Linked DNA regions of Homo sapiens: region 1 is linked to region 2. A link is a contact called in ENCODE Hi-C or POLR2A ChIA-PET data. All regions are on one chromosome and are shown on one strand. Each heading gives the region's core, a stretch centred on a gene start or an enhancer-like site at or near the end of the contact. The rest is flanking DNA. Distances are from core to core; before and after follow the strand shown.

The links. A loop is a pair of places that touch in the nucleus more often than their neighbours do. ChIA-PET counts read pairs that join two places held with the same protein, here RNA polymerase II (POLR2A). Pooled maps may share reads with other maps.
Region 1: a pooled map shows a loop between it and region 2 (6-fold over the local background). The contact joins the enhancer-like site here to the promoter of H2BC15 in region 2. A Hi-C loop is called at or near these places in 4 of 50 pooled maps. POLR2A ChIA-PET finds 5 or more read pairs at or near these places in 3 of 52 experiments (CD4-positive, alpha-beta T cell, MCF 10A and activated B cell).

Annotation. Positions count from the first base shown.
Region 1 is chr6:27,247,371-27,253,893 of GRCh38, forward strand. PRSS16 (serine protease 16) reads left to right here and starts at 331. Exons shown (of 12, transcript NM_005865.4): 1 at 331-437; 2 at 512-678; 3 at 1,477-1,576; 4 at 1,730-1,859; 5 at 3,313-3,436; 6 at 3,672-3,749; 7 at 3,847-3,894; 8 at 4,380-4,670; 9 at 5,438-5,579. The coding sequence starts at 368. RefSeq lists enhancers at 3,382-3,431, 3,562-3,631, 3,772-4,141, 4,412-4,932, 4,522-4,691 and 1 more. Within about 2 kb of position 4,046, at least 19 of the 41 ENCODE cell types and tissues checked have a DNase peak (open chromatin) inside an H3K27ac peak, as active enhancers do.
Region 2 is chr6:27,834,936-27,842,066 of GRCh38, forward strand. H2BC15 (H2B clustered histone 15) reads left to right here and starts at 3,634. Exons shown (of 1, transcript NM_003520.4): 1 at 3,634-4,175. The coding sequence starts at 3,727. The coding sequence ends at 4,107. H2AC15 (H2A clustered histone 15) reads right to left here and starts at 3,440. Exons shown (of 1, transcript NM_003510.3): 1 at 2,945-3,440. The coding sequence starts at 3,404. The coding sequence ends at 3,012. RefSeq lists enhancers at 1,570-2,507, 2,596-2,685, 2,756-2,805, 3,076-3,185, 3,256-3,345 and 3 more.

The sequences.
Region 1 (6,523 bases), core at 2,796-5,295, 590 kb before region 2:
GGAGGTGCTGAGGTGGGGAGAGACAGAGGTTGAAGGACAATAAGGCATGCAAAGGAGGAATCTGAGATAAAGAGAAGGTAGACCGAAGAGCGGAGAGGAGGAGACTGAGACAGCGAGGGCTACTGAGAGCTGAGGGAAGAACAGACTGAGAGGCCCAGAGAGAAGAAACTGGGAGTTCCGATGCTGCATCAGCAGCCTCTGTGTACAGACTCTGGCGTCCCTGCCCCGCTTTAGCAGTTCCTACAGACGCTTGACCTGCCAGGAAAGGAAAGAAACCTGAGCCTCTGCTGAAAGGTGATGGATTTAAGGCCCGGCTGCTGAGGATAAGATAAAGGTCCTCCTGGGGGAGAACAGAGTCCCGAACACCATGGCCGTCTGGCTTGCCCAGTGGCTGGGCCCTCTGCTCTTGGTTTCCCTCTGGGGACTCTTGGCTCCAGGTAAGAGGAGGCTGAGGGTCAAGCAGGGCATCCTAAGGGGGCCAGCCTGACTTCCTTCCCTCCATGTCCCACAGCCTCCCTTCTTAGGCGCCTGGGTGAGCACATTCAGCAGTTTCAGGAGAGCTCTGCCCAGGGCCTGGGCCTGAGCCTGGGGCCAGGTGCTGCAGCCCTCCCAAAAGTGGGGTGGCTGGAGCAACTGCTGGACCCCTTCAACGTGTCCGACAGACGATCCTTCCTACAGGTGAGGCCGGGAGACGGGGAGTCCACTAACCATCCTGCCCTCTCCTCAGTCTCCCTCATCTCTTCCTCAGTCTGCACTTTTTTCTCTCTCCACACCTCAGTTCTCCCCATCCCTCTGCTTGAATCTCATGTTATGCTTGCTGTCAGTATCCCTTTTCCTGCCCTTTGTAGATTTGGCCTTACTCTCTCCTCTCCTCGGGGTCCCACTCGTTTTGTCCCTCAGATCTTGCCCTTCACCATTTCTTTCTCTCTGTCATTCACATTCACTGCTCCTCCCTACCCCCTTGTCCCTGTCCAGACTGGACACAAAACCTACCACCAGGTCTCAGTAGGTAGCAGAAATTTGAACCAGCTTTGGAATCAGACCTAGCTCACAACAGGCACTCAAAGATATCTATCGAAAGAAGGAACAAATTCGCCATTTTTCAGTGCTTCCTCTGTATTTAGTCTCCAAATATCATCCCACTTGGATCTTATTCCTAAATCCATCTGCATTTATTTCTTATTTTACAATTATTACTTCAAGAAATAGCAAGTTCCTTCAATGTGAGAGCCACTCCCTCAGTTCTGGGGATATAAGAGTGAAAAACCAGGTCAAAAATTTGCTTTTGTATATTTTGCATTCTAGATGAGGAGATGAACAGGGGAAAAGTGAGCAAGTAAATAAACAAGCTCATTTCAGACACTGTTAAGTACATAAGGAAAGATCCATTAGGAAGAGAGACTGGAACAAATGAGGAATTGAGAATAAGTCAGGACTCTCACAGTGCCATTTCTTCTTCCCCATCCCACCTCTCAGCGTTACTGGGTGAATGACCAACATTGGGTTGGCCAGGATGGACCCATATTCCTGCATCTAGGGGGTGAGGGCAGCCTTGGGCCTGGCTCAGTGATGAGAGGTAAGAGGCAATGTTGGGGGAAAGGAGTTGGGATGCTGGTGGGGACCAGGAAGGGGAGCTGCATATTGCAATGCTGTGAGACCTGAGGAGTGAAAGGGCTTAAACTCAACTTGCATCTCACCTCCCCACCCCCCACCCATACACTCTTCACAGGCCATCCCGCAGCCTTGGCCCCAGCCTGGGGCGCCCTGGTGATAAGCCTGGAACACAGATTTTATGGCCTGAGTATACCTGCTGGAGGCCTGGAAATGGCCCAGCTCCGCTTCTTGTCCAGCCGCCTTGCGTGAGTGGAGGAAGGGAAAGTGTTTATGGTCAAAGGACAGGAATGTCTGTGCTTTGGCATCTCTGCATCTGTGTCTCTCTCCTCCACTGTCTGAAGTCAACCTCTGAGTCTCTGGTTCCCTCTGTTTTCTTCTGTGTTTCATAGGGTCTTGTTTTTTCTCTTTCCATTTCTGGGTCTCTGACTCTCCCTATCTGTCTTTCTCTTATCCTGTGTTCTTTCTATTTCTGCGTCTCTGTCTGAAGTAAGCCACTGTATCACTGTGCAGACCACCAGCATTCCTTACCTGGATTACGGCCACAGCATTCTCACCATTTTTCCTGCTCTGCCCTTGACTTCCAGGTGGAAATCAGAGTAATTCTGTTAGAGCATAAACCAGGACATGATCCTCCCTGGCTTAAGTCCCTCAGACATCTTCTGTATTGCTTCAGAAGTAAAGCAATTTTGACTGTATTTGACTTCAGAGTAAAGTCAAAGCTTTTACAGTCGCCATGGAGTCCAGTGGGTTTTGGCCTCTAGTTAACTCTGACCTATACTCTCTCACTTTCACTGGGCTCCAGCTACATTGAAGTCCTCACTGTCCTCCAGACTTACACGCACATTCCTGCCTTGAGCCTTTGAACTCATCCCTCTGCATGGCGTGGCCTTCCCCTAGATGTTTTTATGCCTCTCACCCCAGCCTCCTTCAGTGCATCTCACTCCTATTAACGACCGCCACCATTTTTCCAACTTTACTTCACCTGCTTTTTGTTTCTTTCATCTGCTTTATTCTTACAGAACTTAGCTTTTTCTTTCCTCATTGGTATCTCTGTCTGTGTCTGTAACAGTCTGTTTGCCTGTCTCATTTTCTCCGTCTCTGTATCTACATCTGTGCCTCTTTGTCTCCATCTCTGTCTCTCTGCATCTTAATCTTTTCTACAAGCGAAACGGTTTTCTAACTGCAACAGGATGGTACCAACTGCAAGCCATTCAGAAAGGTTAGGGAAGAAAGAAAGCCCTTGGGAGGAGAAAGAGGATGTTAGACATATCCAAACTTCACTCTCCATTTCTCTTTGTGTCTGTTCTCTCTCCCAATACCTTGCAACTCATCAGGTTAGGACCCCTCCTTCTCCTCTTAGTAGCCCTCCTTGAGTGCCCTCAACCCTTCCCTACATTTGTCAGGTTTTCATCTAAACTGACTTGGAAATTTTTCCTCTCCTACCTAAAACGAGAAGGGAAAGAGGGTGGTGGCTTTCTAGAAAGTGGACGAGGACAGGGTCTCCCTTGGCCTAGGCACACATGTTCTGGGAAGTGTATGTGGCTTGGAGAACACTTGGAAACACGTCATGAGAAAACGGCCCTGGTTTCTGGCCAGATTCACCCATTCATGTCTCTGGATCCGGGTTTCCCCCAGAATGGGGAAATCTTCAGGGATTCCCAGCGATGAGGACCGACCGAGTCCCCCCTTTGACCCTAGGCTGGCTGATGTGGTCTCTGCCCGCCTGGCACTTTCCCGCCTCTTTAACATCTCCTCCTCCAGCCCCTGGATCTGCTTCGGAGGCTCCTATGCCGGCTCCTTGGCCGCCTGGGCCCGGCTGAAGGTCCTGCGACTCCTCCGGGTGGGCTGGGGGGAGGGAACTCGGACTCCAGGGCCCCAGTCTCAGATAATAGGAATACCCTCCCACCACGCCCCTACCTTCCTCCCGCGCCCAAAGAATTTTGCACAAGCTGTCCTCACAAGAGCCCGAGATTACACAGCGAGTAAGTGACACAGAGGCAGAAAGATATGCGATTCCAACCCCTCAGCCCGCAGGCTGACGGCGTCTCCTCCCTTAGTTCCCCCATCTCATTTTCGCGTCGGTCGCCTCCTCCGCCCCGGTGCGGGCCGTGCTGGATTTCTCCGAGTATAATGACGTAAGGATGGCGGGCAGCAGGTGCGGGACGGGGAGGGGTCCCAGCGGGCGGAGTCCCTTGACACTTCCGGATACCTTCCTCTGCGGTCCGCCCACAGGTGGTATCCCGAAGCCTAATGAGCACCGCGATCGGCGGGTCCCTGGAGGTAGGAGGTGGGGCCTAGTCCGAGGGGGACTGGGAGGGAAAAGAGGCCTCGGATGCCAGGGAAGAGGAGGCCAGAGAAGGGCGAAACCTGCAACGTGGCGGGGTCTAAGGAAGGTCGGAGCTCGGGGGAATACGCAGGTTTTGGAAGAAGGCGGGAGCTGACGAAGAGGAGGGGCACCAGGAAAAGAGGCGCTCCCCAGAGAGGGCGGGGTTTGGGCAGGGACAATCCTATCCGGAGGTGAGGCTCAAGGTGGGGCGGGGCCACAATGGAGGACGGGGCCTGCAGGGAAGACCCGAGAAGGAGGGCTGCGAGGCAGGGGATTGGGGGCGGGGGCCTGGGGGCGGGGGCCTGGGCCAAGAGCTAGGTCTGCACCCTCTGAGTCCCGCTAGGGGAAAGTGGGGAACCCAAGGAGGACGCAGGTCCTGGGTAGGGAAAGCCGAGGCCCAGCCTAAGTCTTGGCGGACATCGCCTCTTGCTTCCCACAGTGCCGGGCGGCGGTGTCCGTCGCCTTCGCTGAAGTGGAGCGGCGGCTGCGCTCGGGTGGGGCGGCTCAAGCAGCATTGCGGACGGAGCTGAGCGCTTGCGGGCCCCTGGGCCGCGCTGAAAACCAGGCGGAGCTGTTGGGGGCGCTGCAGGCACTGGTGGGAGGTGTAGTGCAGTATGATGGGCAGACGGGAGCGCCGCTAAGCGTGCGACAGCTCTGCGGACTTCTCCTCGGGGGCGGGGGCAACCGCAGCCACTCCACGCCCTACTGCGGGCTTCGTCGGGCGGTGCAGGTGAGCACTCCCTGGCACAGCTGGGAGGAGTTAGCGGACAAAGATTCCTGCCCCACTTCCGTTGTGTGATCTTGGGCAAGCGAGAACCTTCTCTGAAACTTCGTTTTCTCATCTGTAAAATGGGGATAACACTTCACAGGGCCGATGGGAAGATGAAATGAGGCGGGTCATGTAGAGCAATCAGCTGGGAGCCTGGCACACAGTGTGCGAATGTTAGAGACTGCGATTATTACCTATTTTGCCTATCCTGTCCTGTTCTCTTTTGGGGGGCCTGCAGGAGTGCCTGGCACATGGCAAATTCTCACTTAGTATTTTTAGAATGAATGAAAAAATGTTATCTCTGGGGATAGGGTTCTCCTAGGTACCTGGGACTGCAGCCTCTAAATCCACAACTGCAATCCAGCTGTCGCTTTTCCAGCACTGTCTGGACCAAGTGCTGTATAAAGTGCTTCACATATATTATTTCATTAAGTTCTCAAGAGATAGGCACTATTATTATCGCCACTTACAGAAAAGGAAACTGAAGTCTGAAAGATTATCACTTGCCCAAGCTCTCACAGGTAATAAGGTCTCAGTCTTCTAGTGCATTGATCTCTAACTCACAAGGACCCAGGCATCCACCCCCTCTGACCACTGACTCCCAGGAGAACTCAGGAACTCACCCTTCTATTTCTGACTTTTGACCTCTGGGGACATAGGCCTCTGCACCCTGGCTTGCTGGGAAGAGAGGAGGAATTTATGTCTTATGTATGTACATTGTTCCCTAGATTGTCTTGCACAGCCTGGGCCAGAAGTGTTTAAGCTTTTCCCGAGCAGAGACAGTGGCACAGCTGAGGAGCACAGAACCTCAACTGTCTGGTGTGGGTGACCGGCAGTGGTTGTATCAGACATGTACCGAGTTCGGCTTCTGTAAGTGACTGGCCTAACCCTAACTTTGTCCCCTCAAACAACCTTTTTACTATGCCCAGAGAAGTCATCTTACAGGTGGTCTGGACTCATTTCGACCCAGCTCTCAGGCACTGTGTAACCTGCAGATGTTGGGCTGGAGAAGGTGGAAGCCATACTAGTGTATGCATGTGCTTGGCCCTCACATGCCTCCTCACGCACACACTGAGGTCTCCACTTGAGTGATCTTCCCTTCAGCCTATTCTTTCTCTGTGTCCCCATTCCAGGGATGGCCCCCTTTCCCCATCCACCAGACTAGAAACTTGAGCCTTGTTTTAGTTGCTTCCTTCCCATTTTCTAGCTAGCCTGTCAATTACTGAGTCCTCCTCACTCTGCATGGACAACTCTGTAGTCCATCCCTTGTGCTTTCTATGCCTACCTCTGCTGTCCTGCTGGGAACCTCCATTCTTTCTTGCCGGGATCCCTTCCCAGCCGCTTCTCTGGTCTCATGGTTTTCACTTCCTCTGTACAATCCAACTTTTTCATAGCATCCACAGAGATCCTTGTAAATATAACCTTGTCCCTCCTGTACTCAAAACCACAGCTCCTCAAAGACCCCAGGGTAGTGTTGCCAGATACAATACAGGATGCCCAGTTAAATTTGAATTTCAGATATACAACAGATTTTTTTTTAGTATAAGCATGTCCCAAATACTACATATGGTAAATTAAATGTTCAAATTCCAGCTCCATTTTCTACTCGTAATCTTGGGCAAACTTGGGCAAGTGACTTACTTCTCTATGCCTGTTTCCACATCTATAAAATGGGAATACAAGCAATATTTCTCTCATAGGGTTGTTTCAAGGACTAAAGGAGGTAATATTTGTAGCATTCTAAGAATAATGCAGGTCTACAGTAAGTATTCCATAAACCTCTTGCTATTGTTATTATTATAAGGCTTTACATA
Region 2 (7,131 bases), core at 2,384-4,883:
AAGCCTCAAAGTCTCTTTGACCTTCTCCCACTCCCCAACCTTTGTCTTCCTGTTATCTGGACTCACCAAAAATGAGTCCCTGTAAGACGAATGTAATCACACCCGAACAGCTCATTTCACAAGATAAGGTACAAGTTTAATTTCTTTTCCCTGATCCATTCATTCTTCCTAGTAATCCCCTCAAATGAATTCCTCTTCTCCCTCCCTCAAACTGTTTTTCAAGGATGGTATATAAACTTCTGAACCACGTTCTGGGGTGGGCAATCACTGATTCTCCCCATGCACATTGTAAATTTGTCTGCCTTTTTTTCTATTAATCTACCTCATGTCTGATTTTTCAACAAACCTTCAGAGGGCATCAAATCAGTAAGGACATTCATTTAATTCAATATTTCACAGATGATATAATACCATGAAGTGATAAGGCACTATAAATGTTCCTAATTGCTCCTTGCCCCTTGGATCTCTCTGATCTTTAGGTTGCCTCCTCTAGTTTACTTACTGTGAAGCTACTCATTTAACAGCTCCTCCATTTTCCTTTACATGTGTATGTGGAATTATAAACAATGATATATCACACTTGTATATTTTATTTTGCTTAATACATAAGTTTGCATGTCAATGTTTTGATTATGAGTACATTGATTTGAGTTTGCATAAATAACACCCAAAATTATAATAATTATAAAGCAAAAGTTACTTTACAAGCTGTTTAGCTTAAAGAATTTTACTTCTGGAACTCACGAACTCTGAAAAATATTACTTAGCTAGCTTTCATGATTAAATGGTGGTTCTTGGGAGAAACAGAATCAATGGAATAATTTTATTATCAACTTCAATGATCATAACAGCATATTTTATTTAAAAACTTATTTTAATTTCAAAAATCTTACAGGCCTTCTATGGAGCTGTATCATTTACTCTATATTGAGAAACAATTATTGAAAATTTATACACATAAATAACACAGATGACATTTTAAAAGGGAACAAATGAATTAATTCATTGAAATCAGGATGGAGTCCTCAACATCAAATAATAAATTTTTTTAAACAATGTGATATTTATGATTTTTGTGATTGCTGTTTTATTCCAAGAAATACTAGTTGTATGTGATTGCAATCAAGACTTAAATCTAGGAAATAAAAATGTGTGAAGAGACTCAAAAATTAATGTATTTCAATGGACTGGAGATCCTGTAGAAATTCATTTTCATTAACATGTCTGTATGAGGAAAACAGTAGCTTATATAAGTTTAGGTGGAGAGGAATAGAAGGCCCTCTCTATAGCTAGGAGGACTTGGTGATCTGAGAAGGAAAGGAGTGATCTTGGTGAAAGAAAGGAAGCAGGAAAAACTGACAGGAACAGGAGTATATGACCATGATATAATAAAAAACCTGACTTACAATGTCCTTCATTCATACTGTTTTTAAATAACACGTTCTAAAGTAATCTCACACCCTAACCCCAACCCTTTCCCATCATTTATATAAACAGTCCATTATGACATGTATTCTTTGCCCAAGCCAACTTGAAGCTCCTTTTGGATAGAGACTTTATGTATCTGGATTAATATTGTATTCCCATTTAGGAGAGTGCCTGGCACACCATAGATGCTCAGAAAGATTCAATTGAACTCGAATAGGTAGGCCAAACACACACGGGGTCCTAAATTGTGCAGAAGGGTCAGATACCTAAATTTTGCTTCCATGGTCTTATGAAGTATAAACTAAAAGCCCAAGTAAGGAGCAAAGGTTAGTTTACCAATTTTATCTCTGGAACCCAGGTACACTGAAAAGTATTATTTAGCTAGCTTTCAGTCCTCTGTAATACAGAAAGTAAATATCTGACACTAGGTTCATTTGAAACACTCTTGCTCTGTCACACAAGCTGGACTGCAGTGGTGCAATCATAGCTCATTGCAGCCTCGAACTCCTGGGCTCAAGTGATCCTTCTGGTCTCAGCCTCCCGAGTAGCTAGGACTACAGGCTATGAGACGCCAGGCACGGTTAGTTATTTTACTTTTGTAAAGATCAGGCTGGCTTCGAACTCCAAGGCTCTAGCGGTCCTTCCGCCTCGGCTTCCCAAAGCGGTTCTGTTTACCGGATGGTGCCAAACAGTTCCAGGCTCTTGGTGCCCGGTAGAAATTGGACGACACACACACAGATAGCAAAGCAAAGCAGCAAAAGTTTAGTAAACAGAGTATTACACTCTCGGGGGTGGGAGAGAGCGGACTGACCTCTGCGAGGTGAGATCAGCGTCAGCTTGCTGTAGTTTGAGTCATTTTATGTGTGTGCGTGCGTGTGTGTATGTTTTCTGTTCCCAGTGCTGCCTAATCTATAGCCAGCATCTGCCCTTTTATTGATAGGTTTGTTGCTTACTTTGTCCTCTGTGGCTTGTGCCTCTATCTTATAATCTTAAATATATGCATGATATGTAGCCCATATGCATGAACCTTAAGTAGCTGATTATCATACGGGCTTTTGTTAAGGATACTTTTCCTCTCTAATACGCATGCCCATCTCTGAAGAGCTGCCTCTTAAACTGGTTTGTTCCAGATCTTGCCGGCCACGAGGTCCTTGCTCACATTATCTCTTTTGTTTCGGCTGCAAAAGGTTCACTGCTTGTTATCTCGCTTCTTGTTCACCCGCCCATCTACCTTACTTCTGCCCTTTGCTTTTACTTATTCTGCCCTCTAACTTTCAGCTCCCTTTGTTATTCTCTTGCCTCACTTTTCTTATTGTTTCAGCTGTATTGCAGGCGCGAGCTGCCGCGCCTAAATTTCTTGATGTACCGTAAACATTTCAATGTCTACTTTCTATCTCAAAACAATGTGGTGTAAAAGCCGTTTAGTTTTGCTTCATCTCCATACAGCATTCCAGTGCCATTGCAAAATGACTCGACTATCAGATAAAACTGAACACAGCTCTACTTGGTGAAAAAGTAGGTGGCTCTGAAAAGAACCTTTTTGGTTTGGACCGAGGTATGAGTAATGAACTGCTCCAGCCCCGCTACTTGCCCTTGGCCTTGTGGTGGCTCTCAGTTTTCTTAGGCAGCAGCACGGCCTGGATATTGGGCAGGACACCACCCTGGGCGATGGTCACTTTACCAAGCAGCTTGTTGAGCTCCTCGTCGTTGCGGATGGCCAGCTGCAAGTGGCGCGGGATGATGCGGGTCTTCTTGTTGTCGCGGGCCGCGTTGCCAGCCAGTTCCAGGATCTCGGCGGTTAGGTACTCCAACACCGCCGCCAGGTACACCGGCGCTCCGGCACCGACCCGCTCAGCGTAGTTGCCCTTGCGGAGCAGTCGGTGCACTCGGCCCACTGGGAACTGAAGACCCGCCCTTGAAGAACGGGTCTTAGCCTTGGCGCGAGCTTTGCCGCCCTGCTTGCCACGTCCCGACATGACGTAAAAAATTCAATCAGTAACGTTCCTGAGACTGACGTAACGCTAAAGCTCCGCTACTTATAGTCAACAGAGGCACGAAAACTAAGCTGTGCTATTGGCTAACATTACAGTTTCGCTTTAACCAATGGGATTGCGGTTTTGAAAAACACTTATTTTGATTGGACAAAGTTAATATACGTTTCCAGGACTCACCACTGGTTAAACGCACAACTTCATTCTCTACCCCACTTGCGTTAAGAAGCAGTGAATAAGCGGTAGGTTGACAGAGCTACCGTCTTCCTGTTTTTTTCCTCCAATTTTCCGGCAGTTACTCCCAGTCATGCCCGAGCCCTCAAAGTCCGCTCCTGCCCCGAAGAAAGGCTCCAAGAAGGCAGTGACAAAGGCCCAGAAGAAGGACGGCAAGAAGCGCAAGCGCAGCCGCAAGGAGAGCTACTCCGTGTACGTGTACAAGGTGCTGAAGCAGGTCCACCCCGACACCGGTATCTCGTCCAAGGCCATGGGCATCATGAACTCCTTCGTCAATGACATCTTCGAGCGCATCGCCGGCGAGGCTTCCCGCCTGGCGCATTACAACAAGCGCTCGACCATCACCTCCAGGGAGATCCAGACGGCCGTGCGCCTGCTGCTGCCAGGGGAGCTGGCCAAGCACGCGGTGTCGGAGGGCACCAAGGCCGTCACCAAGTACACCAGTTCCAAGTGAGCCCGCCCACCGCGGAACGTTCGGTCAGTCTCGGCCCACACCCCAAAGGCTCTTTTCAGAGCCACTCAGTCTTCCCAAAGAGAACTGGCACTCACTGTTCTTACAGCAGGTATTTCTTACTTGCTACAAAGACGATTTCCAAGATTCCTTTAGCCTTGTTAGAAACTAATTTTGGCTCAAGCCTCTAATCCCGGTTCGGGAAACCGAAGCGGGTGGCTCACCTGAGGTTAGAAGTTCGAGACGAGCCTAGCCAACATGGTGAAACCCGTCTCTACTAAAAGTACAAAAAAATAGCTGGGCGTGGTGGCGGACGCCTGTAATCCCAGCTACCCGGGAAGCTGAGGCAGGAGAATCGCTTGAACCCGGCAGATGGAGGTTGCAGTGAGCCGAGATCGGGCCATTGCACCCCAGCCTGGGCAGTAAGAGCGAAACTCTGTCTCAAAAAAGAAAGAAAAAGAAAAGAAATTAATTAGCACTGCAGTGTACTGCATGTTGCAGCAACGCTTGAGACAATTTTATATCTGAAGAAGGATGAGGTTTATCATCAGACAAACCTAGTAAAGGGAAAATTCAGTTCCTGTTGACCCCAAAGAAAATATAATACTTAAGTGTCACTGGTAAAATATCCACAGTGCTTCCGGCGCTCTGTCCCTAAACTTCATGTGTACTTTAGTAATGAAGCAGTTGGCACACACACAAACGTACAAATCGACTTGTTTGTTTTGAGAGTGGTGCTGTTTCTCCTCCCTTGTCCCCAGTTTGGATTTGCTAAATATTAAGATAGAAAGGCAGTAGAAAAAAGTTTGAACCCAGTTTACAGCACCGTACACGTCAATCGGGCTGAGTTGATGTCAATGGCCAATCCCGACACTGCGAGGGCAGTTTGAAACTTGGCCACCGTTTTCTCTGGTGAGTGTTCTAGTTGGGAAAATTCTTGGCAGTGCAGGTTTTTTGGAGGAATCTTGCTGTCTTACTCATTCCCATAATTCTCTTGTGTGGAATTCCTATTTATGAACATAGTTTCTATTCCCTACTTTTTCTGTTAGGGTCTGCTCCATGTTTTCTTGTCTGTGTCACTTGCGTTTACTGTATCTCTAGTAATTGGAAGAAATGTTAAAAGAAAAAAAAATAGAGGAGGAGAAGGGCTGTTCTCCATTGTTTTCCCCCACCCCCAACTCAGGAAATCAAAATGAGTGTCTTCATTTTAAACACTTAGGAGTGGCATATTTAAAAGTATTTTGGTCTTTGCCAAGAATCAGTGTGGGAACTCTTCCACATCAAATTGTATTTGCTGAAGGTTTTTGATAATATTTTTTATCCAGTAAGTGTACTCCAGTGACCCAACCATTCGATTCCTAGCTGTTTACATGAAAGAATATTTTGCACACATGCAACAGGAGACATATGAGAATGGAAAAAATGCCATTTTTAATAGATAAAAATACTAGAGGCAACTACATGTTCATGGTCAAAATAATGCATTTATTGAGGTACACACAGTACCTGGTTGAATTTTAGAAATGTAAGTCTCAGAAGGTTCATATATAATAACATTTTTTTTAAACTCAGAAGTAAAACCATGGCTGGGCATGGTGGCTCATGCCTGTAATCCTAGCACTTTGGGAGGCTGAGATGGGAGGTTTGCTTAAGCTCAGGAGTTCAAGACCAGCCTGGGCAGTATGGTGAGACCCTACCTCTTAAAATAAATAAATAAATAAATAAATAAATAAATAAATAAATAAATAAATAAAATGAAAATAAAACCAAATTATACATTGTTGAAGTGTATATAGAAGCGCTTATACAGAATAAGTATACACAAGTGCGTGATAATGAAAACTTTTAAGAGAGTTTTTAAAATACCTGGCACTGGCTATCTTAGCGATAAAGGCAAGACATGGGATGGGGAAAAACACAGAGGTAAATACAAGTTGTCGTCAATATTCCAGTTTTGGGTTAGATGTTTTATCATGGGTTTTGATATAATTTGATTTAAACTTTATTTTTATTTTTATTTTTTTGAGATAGAGTCTCACCGTTTCGCCCAGGCTGGAGTGCAATGGCGCGATCTCGGCTCATTACAACCCTCGCCTCCCAGGTTTAAGCAATTCTCCTGCCTCAGCCTCCCGAGTAGCTGGGTTTACAGGAGCCCGCCACCACACCCAGCTAATTTTTTGTATCTTTAGTAGAGATGGGGTTTCACCATGTTGGCCAGGCTGGTCTTGAACTCCTGACCTCATGATCCACCCTCCTCGGCCTCCCAAAGTGCTAGTATTACAGGCATGAGCCACCATGCCCAGCCTGATTTACACTTTAAATATATGTTACATGTATTAAACTTATGTATCAAATACTATACTGGAAAATATAATAGGAAAAAACCCCCTGTGTAAAAACAAGTTACAAGCATCACATAGTTTGTCATAAAGGAAAACTTACAGGTGAGAAACTCAAACTTAATAGTGTTCCTGTAAATATTATTCATTTTCTAAATATTATTCATTCCTTCTCCTCTCTTAAGGAAGAGAAAAAGAAGATTCACAGAGAGCATTAAGAAGGCCCATGGATTCAGAAAGCTCAAGATTTGGCTAAAATTAAGAGTCAGCAACCAATCTCCAGGTACCCTTGCTTCTCAATCTGTAGACTAAAGACCCTAGACCAAAAATCCTGATTCCCAGGAAGTGCTTGGAGGATCTTGATGGTGCTTCATTACAGTTGGTTTCTTTACATTATTTGATGTATTGAATCTGCATTTGGCACAGAATTGATACAATTCAGACTTCATGAAATCCATTTAATTAAATGTTCTTTCTCCCTGCTTCTCCATCTATCTAAATCCTAACTTATCCTCCAAAGTTCACACAAGTCTCACTCTCTGAAGCCCTCTCTATTAGAGCCTAGCTGAGCTCTGTCTTCCTTTAGCTCCTCTAGCTCTTATAATCTCTACTTAACTTCCCACAAAATCTTTGTAACATCTCTCTGGAGGCTGTGTGTGTGTATGTATATATGTATTTTGTATATATG